Regions from separate parts of the Homo sapiens genome. Here all the other regions are linked to region 1. A link is an interaction called in ENCODE POLR2A ChIA-PET data of the cell type or tissue named here. Cell type or tissue: CD4-positive, alpha-beta T cell. All regions are shown on one strand. Each heading gives the region's core, and the rest is flanking DNA. Links, peaks and the distances in the headings are about the cores only.

Evidence for each region. ChIA-PET counts read pairs that join two places held together with the same protein. Peaks named below come from ENCODE experiments on the same cell type or tissue, not always from the same donor. Only the 100,000 strongest peaks of a DNase experiment are listed, where the experiment ranks them.
Region 2: POLR2A ChIA-PET joins it to region 1 with 5 read pairs; 12 of 35 experiments call an interaction of 5 or more read pairs at or near these places.
Region 3: POLR2A ChIA-PET joins it to region 1 with 5 read pairs; 2 of 35 experiments call an interaction of 5 or more read pairs at or near these places.

The regions. Positions count from the first base shown.
Region 1 is chr1:2,287,220-2,294,970 of GRCh38, reverse strand. The region is part of intron 1 of SKI (SKI proto-oncogene); the gene reads right to left. Among named protein-coding and RNA genes, the nearest start is that of SKI, 63 kb to the right of the region's middle. RefSeq lists enhancers at 436-936, 1,177-2,087, 3,459-3,508. In CD4-positive, alpha-beta T cell, for the core only: no CTCF peak of the experiment used is centred there; a DNase peak (open chromatin) is centred at 4,150; H3K4me3 peaks cover 1,744 bases; H3K27ac peaks cover 1,445 bases.
Region 2 is chr1:2,232,859-2,238,863 of GRCh38, reverse strand. All of the region lies in intron 1 of SKI (SKI proto-oncogene), which reads right to left. Among named protein-coding and RNA genes, the nearest start is that of SKI, 7.5 kb to the right of the region's middle. RefSeq lists enhancers at 857-1,769, 1,770-2,682, 4,120-4,299, 4,400-4,539. In CD4-positive, alpha-beta T cell, for the core only: no CTCF peak of the experiment used is centred there; DNase peaks (open chromatin) are centred at 3,883, 4,323 and 5,496; H3K4me3 peaks cover 1,871 bases; H3K27ac peaks cover 2,500 bases.
Region 3 is chr1:1,807,457-1,813,461 of GRCh38, reverse strand. The region is part of intron 5 of GNB1 (G protein subunit beta 1); the gene reads left to right. Among named protein-coding and RNA genes, the nearest start is that of NADK, 32 kb to the right of the region's middle. In CD4-positive, alpha-beta T cell, for the core only: no CTCF peak of the experiment used is centred there; no DNase peak of the experiment used is centred there.

The sequences.
Region 1 (7,751 bases), core at 3,113-5,612:
TCCCACAGAGCCCTGCCACCACCCTGAGGTCAAGTCTCCTTTCCAGAGGGGCCCCACTGGGTGGGCGTGGCCTCCAACCCAGGCACAGGGGATGGCAGTAATGATAACGTGGAGGGTGGATCCTGCCCTGCTGTGGGAGTTGCCTGGCGCAGACCCCAGCCCAGGTGCCAGGAGACTGGCAGACGGGGGCCTGAGGGCCCTGGGAGAGCAGGTGGCTCTCGGGGAGACAAAAATGTGAGAAGCAGCTAGCGGGGGGAGGGCCAGGCCCCCAGAGGCCTCCCTGCCATGGGGACAAACATGCATAGCCATCCCTGGCAACCAGCACCTCCCACAACTTCTGGGCAAGACCAAGGGGCTGGCATCTACGTGGACCCACGTTCAGTGGAGGACGTGACAAGGTGGCCCTGGGCTTACCGGTTCCCCGAGACAGCTAACGGGCTCAAGGGAGGAGGAAACGGCACGACGTGGTCTTCTTCCTGCCAGAGAGGTCAGGTGGTCTCTGGGGCCTGCCCTGGTCCCCACATCCCCGCACGGGGGAGGCCAGCGGGAGTCGGGGCTCTGGATGGGGGCAGCCATTTGCTTGTTGAGGAGAGCAGCCACACACAGCCAGCCTGATGGTCACTGAGTGCCAATTTTGTGATTTTCATGCCATTTAGCAGATCACCAGATGAAACCTTTTCTAGAAATGTCGCCCTGCCCGGCATCAGGCCTGCCTTAGACCTCTCCATCCTGGCTGTGACTCACAGCAGCTGAATCCTGCGGAGCTATCAGGCTCAAACCCCATGGGCACCAGTGGGAGGGAGGCTCTGGAAGCCCCCGCTCAGGGGAAGAGGAAGCTGCCGCACCTATCACATCGGCTTCTCAGGACCACCCCGAGACCCTCGAACCTTCCTGCACGACATCCTTCCAATATCTGACATGAGATGAGCACCCCTCCATGTTCTGTGCACCTCAGAAAACATGGGGAGCCTCCGAGGCCACAGATGAAAGGAGAATGAAAAGCCCAGAGTGGCCCCCATCACATGACCATCCTGCTGCCTGGACCCCCATGGTGGCGCGGTGACCACCGCCTGCACTGGAAGGGACAACCCAGAACCCACGACAGATTCCGGGAACCTGCAGCCACAGGCCTGCTCACCTGGCACGGAGTTTCAAGGTGCCAGCTGAAGAAGCGGGGAAACGGGGGCTGGGACAGGTAGACGGTCCCAGAGGCCGGGCAGCAGCCACCAGACCCAGGGGCCTTGCACGGGGATCCCAGACAGAACACAACGCAGTGCCCAAGAACAGGGGCAGCGGAAACACGAGGACACGCAGCTTAAAGCAAGACACGGGGGAATGAGAAGGAGACATCCCAAACACCAGGGAGATACCAGATGCTCGAGCAGAACTTTCCAGAATAAAAACCGTTCAAAGAAATCATCCAAACGCAGTCCAGAGAAGAAGAGGGCACGATGGTGGGGACAGACACGCAGAAAAGGGGACGGCCAAATGTGCCTGGAAGGAGAGGGCGACGCAGGAGAACCTTCCAGATGTTGGGGGGGGGCCTCGCCCTGGCTTCTCATCTTCAGAGAAGCGACATCCGCAGGCCCCAACCCTCGGCTGGACCTTCCAGGCCCACGGGCAACACCACTCAGGGCCCGTGACTGCTCCCTGAGCACACAGGGCAGCCACCCAGGGCCACGCCGGTGGATCCCACCACGAACCTCAGGTCTAACATGGTGAGTCCCGATCGCCAACCAAAGCAACAGAACAAAAGCCCTGTGGTGGCCAGAACCCCGCTCCGCACAGTGGCCTGCCCCAACCCCCAGCTCACACTGGCCTGCCCCGCTCAGGCCCGAGCCCTACTGAGCCTCCGTCCTTGTGGGACTTCAGGTTCAGGTTTATTGACAAATTTGCCGGGTTCCTGCCAACCCCTGCTCTCCCGTGCACCCTGCCCAGGAGTGAAGCCCCACAGAACAGTGGCTGCTAGACAACAGCAGGCCCCACTCACCACCACCCAGAGACTGGAGGAAGTCCACGGGCCCAAATGGTGCCGACATCCTCGGCTGGGAGAGGGTGCCACTGAGACACGGCCTTTGGCTCAGCGGCCCCGCCAGGGACAGGCGTTGCTTCCTCCGAAGGGGACTCTGCACAAACTGTGCCTTCCTGCACCTTCAGGAGCCCCGCCGGCGTCAGAAGACCACCCCCACCTCCTCAAGGTTCCTAAAAGCCACAGGCCCTCACGTCCTCCCCAGCAGGGGCACAGGCAGAGGACACTGCCTGGTACCAGGCCTTCCTCTCTCCCTCCCTTAGGCAAGGGTCATGTCCACACACCCAGGTGGGCACCGCATCTGAAAAGGACCTGTGGGTGATGACCACAGCCCAGAGACAGCTGTGGCCAGGTACACACCCCTCCATCAGAGCTGCCCCCACACTGCTACGGCTCCCCAGGGGGTGTGGGCTACACAGCTAGGAAGGAGGAGCTCTCGAGGTGGGGTCTCCACCTGGCTGCAGTCAGTTCTGAGTGTGACCCCAGCCTGGCCCACAGCAGGTCCCTGATGAACGTCTGCTAGATGAAGGGTCACCCCACTGCTCAGTCCTTCATGGGGCACCCAGGGCAGCCCACTGCGGTCACCCTACCATGCAGCACAGCTCAGAGCTTCTACAGGCAAAGCCCCACCCCAAAGCCTGGACAAACTCCAAAAGCCCGAACCCCAAAAGCCCAAGGTGGGCTGTGCTCTCCTACGTGGCAACTCCCGTGCAGCCCTGAGCAGGGCAAGGAGGCGTGGGGACTCCTCTCCGGGGACTGGCAGAAGCTCGCGCTGAGGCACTCTAGAGACAAACCCTGCTGAGACCATCGCTGTCTCCTCCAGGTGCACCCCCAAATACCCTCACTCAAGAATCGGCTCACGTGAGCTATGGGCCTTCTCTGAAGATTTCACGGTTCAAGAAATTATAAAGCTATTTTTGTAAGTGCCATTAATATTTCACACATGATAATTCACTTTTCATATTGGGCTTAAATTAACCTATTTTCTGATTATTGTGGCACAGAGGAAACAGATTGAATCTGCAAGACAACCCCAAGCCCCAAAATGAAGTGAGAATACCAGCTTTAAAGGTTCACTCGGATTTTTCTTTCGCTTAAGTAGGTCATCTTTGCTGTTACTTTAGCGCTGTTGATGACAAAAAGCCAAATCTTTCTAAGGAAACTGAGTAGCAATTAGTAGCGCTCCCTCGGGGCCTTGGCACTGGCCCTCTTCCTCATGCCCCAGGGGGCCCCCCCACAATGCCAGAGCCAAGGGGCATCAAAACACAAAGACCCATCCATCCAGGGGGGAAGGTGCTGGAAGGAGGGTGGGGGCTGCAGAGACTGAGGGGGTGGGGGAGGGCCCAGCTTCTGTTCTGGTCCAGCTGCTGTCCCGGGGAGGGCTCCCTCTGCAGCCCCAACCTTGCTGGGGTTCTCCTGGGACCTCGGTCTGAGGCGTCCACCAGGGGCCAATGGCCAGGCAGTGCTGCCATGGGCTCCATGACGACCCTAGATGTGTGTGCTGACCCCGGGAAGTCTGGCCCCACTCTTCTCACCCTCCCCATCCAGCCTGAGCCCTGCACTCAGCCTCGAACCACAGACCCCAGATTTGAAACCAGCCTGATGACACTGGGGCCGACCACAAAGGAGTGGCCACACAGCCCTGCAAAACCTCACTTTCGGAATCCGAAAATTAGCCAGAGGTCCCCCAGGGGACACACTGGGGCGAATGTATCGTTCTTTTCCTCCGATGCTACTGAAGGTAAATGCTGAAATAGCTTAAAAGAATAAACAGACTCCCAAGAACAGCAAGCTGGCATGAGCATCCCCAGCGCCTGCATTCGCAGCTCGTCTGGGTCCCCTCGCTGCTTCAGTTCTGGGGTGAGGGTGAACGGGGTCTGCTCCCTCCCCGGACGCTCCTGCCAGCGACTGGCTGGTGGGAGGCGCGGCCCGTAATGGCCGCCTGGCTGCCTGCCACCCTCGCCAAAGATTGAGGGAGACAAACAGGCCTTTCCATCCAGAATGAGAGGAAACGCTGCAGAAAGAGAAAAATGCGGAACACAGAAGCGGCACAGGATGCTGCGGTCGCGGTTCTTGGAAGGCTGATTCACCAAGAATCGGACTCAATTAAGAGTGTTTCGTAAGAGCGGCAGGAGGGGGTGACAATGCGTCCTGCCATCCCCGGCTTTACAGGACGGCTCCGCAAGCCCAACCCTCACCCAAGCGCTAGCTGGGGCAGAAGGGGCCCTCAGACCAGTGAAGTATCTCAGCAGGTGCCCTCTTCCTCCTCCTCCTCCTGCCTACAAGACCTCAAACCACAGAAGGCATCGCTTGCCCCCAGCGCTGGCCCAGACACACGGCAGCGCACAGAAAACTCTGGGGGAGCCCCTGATGAGGTCAGAAGCTCTGACGACCCCAGCCCACCCGCCAACTGTTGTTCTGGGGCTGGTCTCTCTCCCCTGGTGTCTGGAAGCAAAGGCCCTGGGGCCTCATCTCAGATGCCCAGAAACACGTGCAGCACCAAACAGCCAGAGAGGTGCTCAGGCTGAGCAGTGCAGGGTGGCGGCTGTGTCCCCTCAGTTCCCAAGTGTCCCGCACAGAAGGCTGGCCTACCCCCAATCAGCTCACATCCACACTGCAGTCAAGAGTCCCCATCACAGCCACACCCTCACAGCTGCTCCCTGCCTGTGCCCTGGAGGCCCTCTCAAGAGGCTGAGAAGTAGCCTCTTCCCAGGAGCCCCGGGACTTGCCTGGGGCAAAGGCTCTGCCGGGGGCAGCCCAGGGCTGCCCTGCCTGATCTCTTAAGACCAAGGACTCCACCCCTTACAACCAACATCACCCTTGCCTTACCGACTCCCTCCCCACTCTAGGAACATCCCTGACCAACAGGGACCCCCGGCGCCACACAAGAGGGCAAGGGTCTCTGTGCTAGGGCACAAACAGCCATCCTAAGACCTTGAGGAAAGACTCCAAGGAGGGGGCTGTGGAGGTGGCATGTCCTGGAGCAACGTGGCCTGGAGGCGCCTCCTGCACCCCCTCTGTGGAGTGGCAAGCACCCCATGCTCACCCTGGCCAGGCCACCCCTTCCCTCTGCCCAGTCAGCCCAGCCAGGTGCTGCCCAGAGGGAGGCCAGGCCAGCCAGGCTCTTGGTGGAAGAGGACAACCCCTTCTCTGCTGTTTCCAAACCTCATCAGGGACGTCAACCCAGATGCTGCTGTGGGGCCAAACTGAGAGCTGTGGTCATCTCAAAAGGCTGGACAAGAAGCACACGGTGGGCTCGGGGGAGGGGAGAGCCGCTACAGCCAGCCCCGGGAGCACGACCTGTGCTGCACCCCCACCCCCACGATCTTGGTTCTCCTGCCCTGCCCTGCACCCCCCCACCCCCACGATCTTGGTTCTCCTGCCCTGCCCTGCACCCCCACCCCGATCTTGGTTCTCCTGCCCTGCCCTGCACCCCCCCACCCCCACGATCTTGGTTCTCCTGCCCTGCCCTGCGCGGGGCTCGGGGTTGGTGTAGCTCTGCAGTGCCACATTTGATCTTAGAGGAGGGGCCTCACAAAGTGGCCACGTGGTGACCAGCCCTCGAAGACTGGCTGGCAGGAGAGGTGGCCTGTAATGGGCATCTGGCCGCCTGCCACCCTCACCGAAGAGGGATGAAGACAAACAGCCATGGCCACTGAGACAGGTGTCAAGTCCTGACAGAGAGGAGGCAGGAGGGCCACCTCCGGGTCTCTGAGCTCCCTGCCTAGAGAGGCTCAACATAACAGAGGAGCTGCATCTCTAGCCTCTGCCTTCTGTGTGCTTTCTCACCAACCACTGCTCCTCGGGGAGGGGCAGCTGGGTCCTGAGGGCCTGAGCCACCAGGTCTCCTGCAGAACATGACCTTCCCCCAGCTCCACTTCCCGGGTGGGTGCAGCAAGCTGACCACACTGACAGCTCAGTGACAGGTGCATGCGATTCGGGAAAACCAGGCGGCACCGGGGACCTGCAGGAAGAGCGAGGCAGCTCCCGTCACCTGGAGGGGACCTGTCACCCAGCAGGCCCAAGGGTGGCTTCTGTGCACACCACTGCAGGCCTCACACACGTGGCGGGGGGAGGGGGTAGTTTTTGGAAGAGGGGATCAAAGGATGAAGACGAACTTGGTACCTGAGACAAGGTCCCCACCCCCACTATCACCAGCCTGAGGGCACTGCCATGACCCCAAAAATGCCAGCAGGCCAACAACAGCCCACCTCAGGCTAGTTTCATCCATGTGTGGAGGTGACCCACAGACAGCCACTGCCAGCTGACTCTGTGGCCAACCAAGGCCACTCAGGACAAGGGAAGGGAGCAGAGAACACATCCCACGACTCCCAGAGCAAAACCACCTGGGGGTCTCACGCGCATGCAAACAAATGTGCACGCACGAGCAAAGACAACTGTCTGCCTCTGAAAAGAGCCACTCCCACAGGAAACGACGACAACCAATCGTGTTCTCACTCCTAACCTCAAAATAAAACCGAATTCAGGGATCGGAACATGTACCTTTAAGTAAACAGCCCTGCTGGGCACAGTGGCTCATGCCTGTAATCTCAGCACTTTGGGAGACCAAGTCAGGTAGATCACCTGAGGTTAGGAGTTAGAGACCAGCCTGGCCCATGTGGAGAAACCCTGTCTCTACTAAAAATACAAAAATTAGCTGGGAATGGTGGTGCACACCTGTAATCCCAGCTATTTGGGAGGCTGAGGCGGGTGGATCACCTGAGGTCAGAAGTTCGAGACCAGCCTGGCCCATGTGGAGAAACCCCATCTCTACTAAATACAAAAATTAGCCAGGCGTGGTGGCACACGCCTGTGATCCCAGCTACTTGGGAGGCTGAGGCAGGAGAATCACTTGAACCCGGGAGGTGGAGGTTGGGGTGAGCCGAGATCGTGCCATTGCAGTCCAGCCTGGGCAACAAGAGTGAAACTCCGTCTCAAGGAAGAAAAAAAAAAAAGAAAGAAAAGAAAAAAGACAGACGAGAAACAGCCCTGAAAGCAGCCCTTGAGTGCCAGGCCAGGGCCAGGAGCGCCCAGGGCTCAAGGCGGGGCTCAGGGCTCGGGGTGGGGCCGGAGGGCGGTGCCATGCAGGAAGCTGGTCCATCGGGGACACACTGGAGACCCCAGAAAGGAGCCTGGGCTCATCCCCCAAGGTGAGGGGAGATCCCTGGGAATCCATCCATCTCACGGCTGCCACAAGCCCTGTCCTTCTAGGGGGAGACCACCCCCACGCCCCACACAGGGAAGGTGACGCATGCAAGACCCGTCCACACCCCCCCTGCGGCAGACCCTCGTAGCCCACCTTGAGACAGAGACCACCCCCACCCACAGGCAGAGCACACCTACCACCAACACTGCTATTTGGACTTGGATAAAACATTTGGACATTATCCATCCTGGCTAACACAGTGAAACCCCGTCTCTACTAAAAATACAAAAAATTAGCTGGGCGTGGTGGCGGGCACCTGTAGTCCCAGCTACTCGGGAGGCTGAGGCAGGAGAATGGCGTGAACCCGGGAGGCGGAGCTTGCAGTGAGCCGAGATCGCGCCACTGCCCTCCAGCCTGGGCGACAGAGCCAGACTCAGTCTCAAAAAAAAAAAAAAAATTGGATATTTCCATTTCTCACCAAATTGGAATTTTTCCTGTCCAAGGCCAACACTCTCTCATCTTTAAAATCTAAAGAAACGCATTCCCAAGTCGCCTCCACCTTCCCACACAAAATGG
Region 2 (6,005 bases), core at 3,148-5,647, 56 kb after region 1:
AGCCTGGGGCAGGCTTCAGTGCAAGCACACGGAATACCTCCCTCCCCAGTGTGGCCTGGCCCGCTGACAGCGGAGGTTCTGCACACAGCTCTCACTCGGTGAGTGCCAGCCCACAGGACACAGGCAGCGGCGCAGGTGGCCTCAGTGGACGTGTACACCTTCAGCACCACACACGCAGTGTCCACAGCTCCGCAGAGGGTGGCTCGGCTGCCCTGTCCAGTGTGCTCCTCTCCCGCCTGGACCAGGGGTCAGAGTCCAGACCCCACGCTCACCCTCACCAGGCAGGCAAGAGTCCCCTCACTCTGGGGCCCCGGGCTTGTGCCACCTCTGCAGAGGGAAGTCTCAAGGCTGGGAGTGCCCGGCCCCCATCCTCAGGCATCAGAGCCTGTCAGGGCCATGGAGGCAGAGCACCCTGTGCCCAGAGGCCCAACCGGTGCCATGGCAGGCCTGTCCTGGGTACCGTGTAGGTCCACGCAGGGCCGCCGACCTTCCAGGGAAGCGCAGGGAACAGCATGCCTAGGATGCAGAGGCCCAGCTTGGCCCAGTCATCTGGGAAACCATAAAAAAAGAGGGCCACGGGCAGCTGGAGCTGCCATCCACTGCCACGCAGAGGCTTCTCAGGCCACAGGATCCTGAAGGGAGGCACGGGGACAAACTGCTTCCTAAGGAAGGCTCGGGTTCTCTGAGCACGGACAATGAGGCCTAACTCCTCTCAGACAGACCTCCCAGGGCCAGCTGGTGAGGGAGGGAGCCAAGGATGCCCACCCTGGAGCTGCCTGGACCGTGGGCAGCCACACCAGGCGGGGACCTGGGGCTGCCACAGCCCAGCGCCTGGCACAGAGAAGCCCTTGACAGCACCAGGCGGGAGGGCACCGGGGAGAGACGCCCGCCACACGAGGGTGATCAGCCTCTCAAGGCCCGTTGGACTCCTTAAGTAACCCGTCCTGGATAGGGTCAAATGGGCCAACCTCAGACCTCCCACAGAGGGCGCCAGCCTCCCGGGGCCCTCAGGGATGAGGCGTTCACGCGTGTTCTGCAGGACGAGCTCAGCACCCGGCCAGACTGGCCTCCACGCTAAGGACAGACACGTTCCCTCAACAGGGCAAGAAGGACCCAGCCTATGGGCCTTATTTCCAAAAAAAGAAACCAAGAGCATTTCTGTTTCTGGGCAAAGATACATCTGCTCCATAGTAAAAGCAACAATGTTTCCATGTTACTTTCCCGGCAGAGAAAGCCTGCATCAGACTCTGCAACAACTGTGCCCCCAGTCAGCCTCCTCTCAACAGCTGGACCAGGGGTTCCCAGCAGGCAGCACCCCAACCAGGACAGGGTGAGGGCGGGTCTGCAGGCTGACAGCCGCTTCTTATTCTCATCACTTACAGGTTCACTCCTGGGCAGAACAACACAACGTAATTAGCGGACACCTGGCTCTCCTGGCAACATGGTTTCCCCTGTAGAAGAAGACTGACATCAAAGGAAACCACCGGCACAGCCGCAGCCTTCAGGAACCACAGCAGCCAGGAGCACCGCAGGGAGCACCTAAGCCACTCCAGATACACACAGGGCGTGGACAGAGAGACAGAGGCAGCGCCAGCACCGCTGGACACCTGCTGGGCGCTCCCTGCCCTCCCACCACCCCTCACCCACTCCTGACGCACTTCCCGGTGAGGTCAGCCAGTCCTCAGGTGCCCCCATAACGGCACACAAGCTGTCGTGGAGTCACCATCACCTCACACACGCAGCTCAGGGGTCAGGTCTGGTCGGGAAGGGCCACACAAGAACCCAGTTAGTGCCCTGGGTCCTGGGGTGGAACCCTCAGGACAGAGAAAGATCCCTGATTTGGGTGATGGCATCCCCTGCCACCCATGCCCACCTGAGGCCGCCAGCCTGAGCTGCGTTTCTCTGAAACAAGCAGCACCGTGGGACCTGCAGGAAGCCTAGAACAGGAGCTGTTTCTTTCTAAGTCAGCCGCCGACGTTCCAGCAGAAGCCGCAGTTGGTCCAGGCAGGGCTGAGAGCTGGGAGGAGCATCAGCACTCAGCCTCACCAGCCAAGGGTAATAATATTCCAGCAACTTCCCAGCCCTCAATATGGAACCAGGGTAGAAGCGCCCCCCAGGTCAGAAGACGGTGAACCAATTTCTTCCAAAGGTGGAACAATGGCCAGGCGCAATGGCTCATGCCTGTAATCCCAACACTTTGGGAGGCCGAGGTGGGCAGATCAAGAGGTCAGGAGATGGAGACCATCCTGGCCAACATGGTAAAACCCCGTCTCTACTAAAATACAAAAAATTAGCCAGGCGTGGTGGCACGCACCTGTAGTCCCAGCTGCTCAGGAGGCTGAGGCAGGGGAATTGCTTGAACCCGGGAGGCTGAGGTTGCAGTGAGCCGAGATCACGCCACTGCACTCCAGCCTGGGCAACAGAGCAAGACTCCATCTCAAAAAAAAAAATGGTGAAACAGTGAGAAAAGAAACAGCATTCTCCTTCTAGCCAAAGAATGGACCTGCCAATAAACCTTGACTGCCAGTGCCTGCAGAGTTCCACTGAGTCATTCAGTGAGTTATTGAATCTGGCCCCCAAACTGGGGACCCAGACGTGACCAGGCGTCCCTAACCCTAGCCCCTGAAGCCAGCAACACAACCACACAGGCAACAACCCCCACGGCCAGTGAGACAAGCACCCCAGCAGAGGCAGCCCAAGAAGGCCTGACCAAGGCCGCCAGGTGTGCCAGCCCAAGAGGCAGGCCTAAACGCCCCGATTCAGCATCTGCAGCTGCAGAGGCACCGAGGCAGAGCACTCCTTCCATCTTTATGAGTCAAAAAGGTAAAATCAGAGAAGACACGAACACCAAGCACCGAACAGAATCTCGGCCGTTTCCCAGGATCACGCCGAGACGCCTCTCAAAGCCCCCTTTATCTGTTTCCCCCCAAACAAAAGACAGGAGCATTACTCAAAGGAATAAGCACTTCAAGCGAAGGCCTACTAGGCGGCCGGCAGGACACATGCTGAGGGCCACAGGCGCCAGGCACCACCACGCCACCTCCGGGCCATGGCCAACGCAGGTGCTCAGTCCATCTGGTCCTAGTCTGGATTTTACTATTGTCCCCACAATCTCATTTAAAATTCACACTCAAGTCCTGGTTCTTCATTTTCGTAAATAAGCAGGCTCATGTGGCAGCATGTCCCCAGAGCTGGAGGCTCCCTGGGCCCCCCATCGAGGCCACCCCAGCAAGGCAGCCTGGAAAAATATCAAGTACCACACAGTGAAACCAACATGCAGGCTCTGGGAAGCGGGGCCCTTCTGGAACTCTCTCATATTCACAAAGCAGCAGCACCTAAGAGCTATCGCTTATCATGCCCCCCAGCCCCCGGGGTGAGCCAGAGCTTCCTGAGGGTCACCTGGCATGGCACCTGGTCTGCAGAGGGCAACCAGGCCTCGAGAGAACAGGTGGCACAGTGGGGGCGACCCCTCCAGCCCGCAGACCCCGGGGATGCCTTCCGTGGCAGAACCCACTCCAGGGGCCAGGCACAGTGGCTTATGCCTGTAATCCCAGCACTCTGGGAGGCCAAGGTGGGCAGATAACTTGAGGTCAGGAGTTCGAGACCAGGCTGGCCAACATGGTGAAACCCCATCTCTACTAAAAATACAAAAAAATTACTTGGGTGTGGTGGCACACATCTGTAATCCCAGCTACCAGGAGGCTGGGGCAGGAGAATCGCTTGAACCCAGGAGACGGAGGCTGCAGTGAGCCAAGATCGCACCACTGCACTCCAGCCTGGGCAACAGAAACAGACCCTGTCTCAAAAAAAAAAAAAAATAACAACAAAAAAAAACCCTGCTCCAGACCACGAGGGTGACAGCCAGGGCAGGGCAGGAAGGAGCCGCCCTACCACCCGCTCTGGAGGCCAGGTGTAAAGAGCTGGTCCCCAGGCAGCCCCCCCTCCATGACACCCTGGCCTGGTGACCACTGCTCAGGAGGGGAAGAGCCCTGAAGAATAAGGACAGGGGCCTTCTTTTCCAGCTCTCCCAGATATTAGGGAAATAATTCACCTTCTGTATTTTGACTCAAAACAAAGAAACTTTTTAAAAACATTTCAGTTGAAGCTTGCATAATTCTTCCAGTGGAGAAATCCTCCCTCAACTTTCGCAATCCTTAGAAAGAGACACATTATTGCCACAGAGAGCCGGGCCGCCGGCGTGGACACCTCCTGCCAGACAGTCAGGGCCCAGGCCCCGGAACCACCGCCTTCTCTCTGGAGGCCCTGCCAGCAGCAGTGAAGGCCTAACCTAAGCTGGGGCTGTGGCCCCACAACCCCGAGAGACTCCAGGGCGGGGTTCGGCTCACACTTACCCCAGACTTCCTCGCACCATATCCTGTCTGCCCTCACCCGGAGACTCAGACAGACAGACATTGCACAAATAGCCGCAGGGACGGCTGAGAAACAAGATGCTGAAAGAGAGGACTAGCCCCCCCACCGTGACCCTGCTGCCCCAGAAGGCGAGGGACCCAGCCCAGCTCCCAGAGGGGTCCCAGACAGACGGATGACAGACCATGCCGGGAAAATGACCACTAAGCTCTGCTCCCTGCAGAAGCCACCTGGGGGCAGCTGCCCATGCCCTCCCCAGTCCGTGCACAGCCAGCTGGGGTGGGCAGAGGTCAAGAACCACTCTCGAGCTGCTGTTTCCCCTGCTTGAGAAGACTCAGCAGCCGGCCGTCTTTCCGGAACCCTCACCTGGGGGGCAGACCAGCCCAAACCCGCAGACCCTGGCCTTCTGCACGGGGACCAGGGCCTGCCGGGAGCCTGACCCCAGAGCATGGCCCAAGACTACAGGGAACCCCACGAAAAGCTGGAGAAAAACACTTGCAGCAAACACTTTTTCCAAAGGAAGCTGGTGGACAAAGGGACAGATAGCCCCCGAAGTGCTCCCCGGACCTGAGGGTGTCTGGGAGAGCACAGCCCCAAACCCACACACGGCCGCTGAGCTGAGTGAGGGGTGTCCCAGAAAGAAACTCTTGATGCTGTCCCTTCCTGTGATCATTTCAGCTTAAAACAGCAAAGAGCAAAACACAACTCCTCCCCAGAGGCTCTCCAAGCCCAGCAACCCCTTCCTGGCCTCCACAAGCTCAGTCATTCCCCAGAACAGACCTCGAGACTCAAAGGTCTCAAGCCCGACCACCTGGCTGGGCACCTGCCTGAAGAAACGCTGCCTGGGGCCAGGGGCAGCCTTGCAGTGACACGGGTCAAAAGCCAGCATGAGGGATCAGAAAACCCCCGTCGCGGACCCTCCACTGGGAAGCGCGCAGAGCTTCCCAACCAAGCGACCCTCAACCCACAGCCCACTGAGACCCACGCCAGCCCACACAGCGCAAGGGCAAGGGGACCTGCAAGACCCCTGGGAATTCAGGCATCTGCAGGACAGAGCAACAACACTGTAACACAACCCAAATTCTCCAGTCACCAGAATGCCCAGACTGCACGTGGCAGGTGAAGAACAGCTCTCACACAGGCAGCCCACCGCCCCTAGGAACAGGACGCCCGGCCCCCTCGGAGCAGGACCCCCGGCCCAGAACAGGACCCTGGCCCCCTCAGAACAGGATCCCGGACCTCTGGGAACAGGACCCCCCCCACCAGCCCTGTTGGAACAGAAACCCCGGCCCCCTCGGAGCAGGACCCCCCCTTGGAGCAGGATCCTGCCACGGCCCAAGGGAAGCACGGCACCACCCTGTTATCAGCCTGCACGGAAAGCGCTTGGCTGACGTTCTGCGGGACAAGGGGCCGCGTCCCAGGCAGCAGGCCAAGCGGCAGCTCCAACTGCCACATTTTGTCTCCGTCTCTGACAGCTGTCTATACTGACAAAAAAATGTAGTCCAATGGAGTCCTACAGCTATCAGAGAACCCGAGGAAGGAGGCGAGCCGACCGGAAAGAAGAAAGAGGGGTGGGAGTGGGGAAGGCTCAGAGGCTCCAGTCTTGGCTAAGTGCTCCCAGCAGCACAATGACCCAT
Region 3 (6,005 bases), core at 3,148-5,647, 480 kb after region 1:
TTCAAAGTTATTCCTTTAAAAAATTAAAAAGAATTTTTTAAAAAATGTTCTGGCTGGATGCAGTGGCGCACACCTGTAATCCCAGCACTTTGGGAGGCTGAGGTGGGCGGATCACTTGAGGTCAGGAGTTCGAAACCAGCCTCCTGGCCAACATGGCGAAACCCCATCTCTGCTAAAAATTTAAAAATTAGCTGGGCATGGTAGCTGTAGTCCCAGCTACTTGGAAGGCTGAGGCACGTGGAGGTTACTGTGAGCCGAAATTGCACCACTGGGTGACAGAGTGACACTGACTCAAAAAAAAAAAAGAAAAAATGTTGTTACTAGTCTATCTATGTTAGAATTTATTGTCAAAAGTAGATGGAAAACAAAACAGTATGTTACCTCTGGGGCCTTTCCTCCATGTGTGGGAACACTGATGTGCAGATTAGGCAGGTTAGTGGAGTAGACAGTGCTGCTGCTGGGCAGTGTTCAGGTACTCAGAGCACTGCACTGCCAAGTAATATGTCTCCTTCACCAGCTGGGCTCTGGACTGGGTAGTCTGGAAGGGATGAGAGTGACCTGCAGGCAGGTGTGTTCAGGGACCGAAGAGATGGGTGTGTGAACTGAGCAGTGGAGGTGGGGCTGGGGGCTCAGGGTGGGTGGGGTGGGCGCCAGATCCTTGCATGGGAGGCTTTATGTTCCGTCTGTCTCAAACACACTTTGTGCCTTGAAAGCCCCAGGATTAGAAGGAAGAAAAGCAAGGGCTGACAAAACAGGACCAAGTGCAGAATCATGGCCACCCTGTGAGCAAGGCGGTCTTCAGTGAGGCCTGTGGGAGGCTGGGGTGCCACATTGGTCCATGTTCTTGGACAGGGTGCTAGGTGCATGGCATTTGTTGTATAATTGCACAGTCATGAGAAAACCAAAATGATATTATGGAGAACCTCTGCTTTTCAGAGCCTTCTAGAGATTGCTTGTTGTAAATAGCCGTTTTTTTCTGGATAGGCCAGTGTTTGCCTCTTTAAGGTCCAAAAGAGGTTTTTTGGGGGGAGGGTGTGTGTGTGTGTGTGTGTGTATGTATGTGTGTGTATATATATACATGTATATCTATATCTCCTTGTTCCACAAGCTTTTTTTTTTTTCTTTAAGTTCTAGGGTACATGTGCACAATGTGCAGATTTGTTACATAGGAATACATGTGCCATGTTGGTTTGCTGCACCTGTTAACTTGTCATTTACATAGGTATTTCTCCTAATGCTGTCCCTCCTCCTGCCCCCCACCACATGACAGAGTGGGGAGGGTATATATTTTCTTTAATCTTCATATTTCCTGCCTTCATAAACAAATGTTATTGCTTGTTTTTCATGACTTAAAGCTATAATTTATGAATACCAGTTTTTTTGGGTTTTTTTTTTTGAGACGGAGTCTCGCTCTGTCACCCAGCCTGGACTGCAGTGGTGCGATCTCGGCTCACTGCAAGCTCTGCCTCCCAGGTTCACGCCATTCTCCTGCCTCAGCCTCCCGAGTAGCTGGGACTATAGGCGCCTGCCACCACGCCTGGCTAATTTTTTTGTATTTTTAGTAGAGACAGGGTTTCACCATGTTAGCCAGGATGGTCTCGATCTCCTGACCTCATGATCTGCCCACCTCGGCCTCCCAAAGTGCTGGGATTACAGGCGTGAGCCACTGCGTCTGGCCTATGAATACCATTCCTTTAACTGTGTTTGTTTGATTTATGGACACTCGGAAACAGTAGAAATGACTACTAATTTGTCTTTCTGTTTTTTTGAGACGGAGTCTCACTGTCGCCCAGGCTAGAGTGCAATGGTGCTGTCTTAGCTCACTGCAAGCTCTGCCTCCCAGGTTAACACCATTCTCCTGCCTCAGCCTCCCGAGTAGCTGGGACTACAGGCACCCGCCACCACGCCCGGCTAATTTTTTTTGTCTTTTTAGTAGAGACGGGATTTCACCGTGTTAGCCAGGGTGGTCTCGATCTCATGACCTCGTGATCCGCTCGCCTCGGCCTCCCAAAGTGCTGGGATTACAGGGGTGAGCCACTGTGCCCGGCCTAGTTTGTCTTTCAAAACTACATGAGGCTAGACGCGGTGGCTCACACCTGTAACCCCAGCACTTTGGGAGGCCAAGTCAGGTGGATCGCTTGACTTCAGGAGTTCGAGACCAGCCTGGCTGACATGGTGAAACCCCATCTCTACTAAAAATACAAAAATTAGCCAGGTGTGGTGGCGAGTGCCTGTAGTTTCAGCTGCACTCAAGAGGCTGAGGTGGGAGAATCGCTTGAACCCAGGAGCTGGAGGTTGCAGTGAGCCAAGATCACACCACTGCACTCCAGCCTGGGCAACAGAGTGAGACTCCATCTCAAAAAAAGAAAAAAAAAAAAAATATATATATATGTATATATATACCCACAAACATGCGCATTGCACTCCCGCCTGGGTGACGGATGGAGACTCTGCCTCAAAAAACAAAACAAAACACAAATAAAGCTACATGAGAGGCCAGGCACCGTGGTTCACGCCTATAATCCCAGCACTTTGGGAGGCTAAGGCGGGTGGATCACCTGAGGTCAGGAGTTTGAGACCAGCCTGCCCAATATGGTGAAACCCTGTCTCTGCCAAAAATACAAAAGTTAACTAGGCTTCATGGTGGGTGCCTGTAATCCCAGCTACTCAGGAGGCTGAGGCAGGATAATCGCTTGAACCCAGGAGGCAGAGGTTGCAGTGAGCCAAGATTGCACCACTGCACTCCAACCTGGGTGACAGAGTGAGACTCTGTCTCAAAAAAACAAACAAAAAAGAAAACTACATGCAAGGCCCACAATGATTACTTGTTATGTATGTATGTATTAATGTATCAGATGTACATTTGTAATATGTTTATCAATATATTTGTACTAAAAGGCAACTTTTTTTTTTTTTTTTTTTTTTTGAGACTGGGTCTCACTCTGTCGTCCAGGCTAGAATGCAGTGGTGCGATCCTAGCTTACTGAAGCCTTGAACTGCTGTGCTCAAGCAATCCTCCTGCCTCAGCCTCCTGAGTAGCTGGTACCACAGGTGCACATCACTGTGCCCAGCTAATTTTTAAAAAATATTTTTTGTGGGCCGGGCGCGGTGGCTCAGGCCTGTAATCCCAGCACTTTGGGAGGCTGAGGTGGGCGGATCACGAGGTCAGGAGATCGAGACCATCCTGGCTAACTCAATGAAACCCTGTCTCAACTAAAAATACAAAAAATAAGCCAGGCGCGGTGGCAGGTGCCTGTAGTCCCAGCTATTTGGGAGGCTGAGGCAGGAGAATGGCATGAACCCAGGAGGCAGAGCTTGCAGTTAGCCGAGATCCTCCAGCCTGGGTGACAGAGCGAGACTCCATCTCAAAAAATATATATATATATTTTTTTGTGGAGACAGGGTCTCCCTTTGTTGCCCATGTTGGTTTCAAACTCCTGGACTTAACCAATCCTCTTATCTCAGCCTCCCAAAGTGCTGGGGTTACAGGCATGAGCCACCACCCTCCCTCCTTTGAGTAAAATGAAGGGCATTAGGTGTTTTGATTTTTGACAGCTACTTTCAGGGTCCTGGAGCCTGTTAGCTTGCTTCCTGGCCCTTGCCTCTATGTTCTAGGTGAGTGGCACCTCAGATAATTGATTTTTGAGTAGGTAAAGGCACTACTAGGCAACGTGAACCCAGCTTTCCAACAGCTCCCTGACCCGGGACTAGGAGGCATGTCTTCTCTCACCTTCTGGAGGATCAGTGGACAGCTTACGTGTCCCTAATCCCTCTGGAAGTCAGCAGTTATTAAGCTCTCTGACCGGGAGACCTCTGTAAAGGTGATCCTCCTAATCTAGGAGGATGAGCTGCTTTAGATCAGCTCTGATACTCGACAGAAAGTCTCAGAAGGGCTGGGCAGAAATAAAGCTAGAGTGGGAACATGATACCATTACGTAGAAATAATTTTAAATGTTTAATATGTTGATGACAACCTGGATTGAGAAGTTTGCTTTAAGAATTGCAACTGAAGGCTGGGTGCGGTGGCTTACGCCTGTAATCCCAGCCGAGGCAGGCAGATTGAGCTCAGGAGTTCGAGACCAGCATGGCAAAACCCTGTCTCTACTAAAAATACAAAAAAGTAGCCAGGCATGGTGGTGCACACCTGTAATTCCAGCTAATGGGAAGGCTGACGCACGAGAATTGCTTGCATCTGGGAGGCAGAGGTTGCAGCGAGCTCCAGCCTGGGTGACAGAGTGAGACTCTCTCTCAAAAAAAAAAAAAAAAAAAAAATTGCATCTGAAAAATAATAGGATGGGAGCCTGCACTTAGTTTTTAGTTCTGTGATAAATTTTGTAATAAAGTGCAGGTGAAAAGGTTTTTATTTGTTCTTAAACTCATTGACACCTGTATCAAAACATCTAGTTTGATATTAAAAGTGTCAGAGTTATCAACAAAACTTGAGAGAGCGTTACTCCAGCTTTAGGTCAGCTTTAAGAAGCCACATATGTTCACAGCTGAAATAGTTAAAACCTGTGTTTTGAGGCGCTGTGGCTTATGTCTGTAATCCCAACACTTTGGGAGGCCAAGGTGGGCGGATCACTTGAGGCCAGGAGTTGGAGACCAGCCTGGGTAACATGGGGAAACCCCATCTCTACTAAAAATACAAAAATTAGCCAGGTGTGGTGGCACGTACCTGTAATCCCAGCTACTTGGGAGGCTGAGGCATGAGAATCACTTGAACCCAGGAGATAGAGGTTGCAGTGAGCTGAGATCACACCACTGCACTCCAGCCTGGGTGACAGAGCGAGACTCTGTCTCAAACAAACAAACAAACAAAAACAAACAAACAAAAAACCTTGCGTTTGATAGAAACTTTAAAATTAAAAATCCTTATACTATCATTTACCGTACTGACAGATATCCCTGCATCAAACAGTGGAACCTTCTTGCTCTTCCTTGAAAACAGCATTCTGTGCTACAGGGTTCCTTAGGACCTCTCATAAGCAACTGTGGTTCCCAGGAGTTACCTTTCACCCACCTTACTTGCCTGCTAAGGTGAAATTCTTTTGCTCCTTATTCATATTCTCCTTTGTAGTATGGAGCTCCTTTTCAACATGTGGATTCCGAACTGAGCACAGTTGCCAGAGCAAGGAAATAGTTATGAAAAAATTCATGGTCGGGCGCAGTGGCTCAACGCTTGTAATACCAAAACGTTGGGAGGCCGAGGTGGGCGGATCACCTGAGGGTCGGGAGTTCGAGACCAGCCTGATTAACGTGGAGAAACCCCGTCTCTACTAAAAATACAAAATTAGCTGGCTGTGGTGGCGCGTGTCTGTAATCCCAGCTACTTTGGAGGCTGAGGCAGGAAAATTGCTCAAATCTGGGAAGTGGAGGTTGCGGTGAGCCGACGCACCATTGCACTCCAGCCTGGGCAACAAAAGCAAAACTCCATCTCAAAAACAAAAAAAAGAGGCCGGGCGTGGTGGCTCCCGCCTGTAATCCCAGCACTTTGGGAGGCTGAGGTGGGCAGATCACGAGGTCAGGAGATCGAGACCATCCTGGCTAACATGGTGAGACCCTGTCTCTGCTAAAAATACAAAAAGAATTAGCTGGGCGTGATGGTGGGCGCCTGTAGTCCCAGCTACTCGGGAGACTGGGGCAGGAGAATGGCATGAACCCCGGAGGCGGAGCTTGCAGTGAGCCGAGATGGCGCCACTGCACTGCAGCCTGGGCCACGGAGCGAGACTCCGTCTCAAAAAAAAAAAAGAAAAAAAGAAAAAATTCGTGATAGTTACTGGTCTCTGCTCCCGGACCATGCGCAGTGGTGCTGTTGTTTACCAAGCAGGTGAGGAGGGAACGCCTCCTTTGGTTTCTAGGAGACCTTGATTCCAATTTTAGCTCAGTCTGGGAAATTTCATGGGGTATTTTGGGTGAGAAATGTTTCATGAATTTGGAATGTCTAAAAGTGGTTTGTTCTTTCTGTTTGTTTTTTTTTTTTTTTTTTTTTTTTTTTTTTCAGTCAG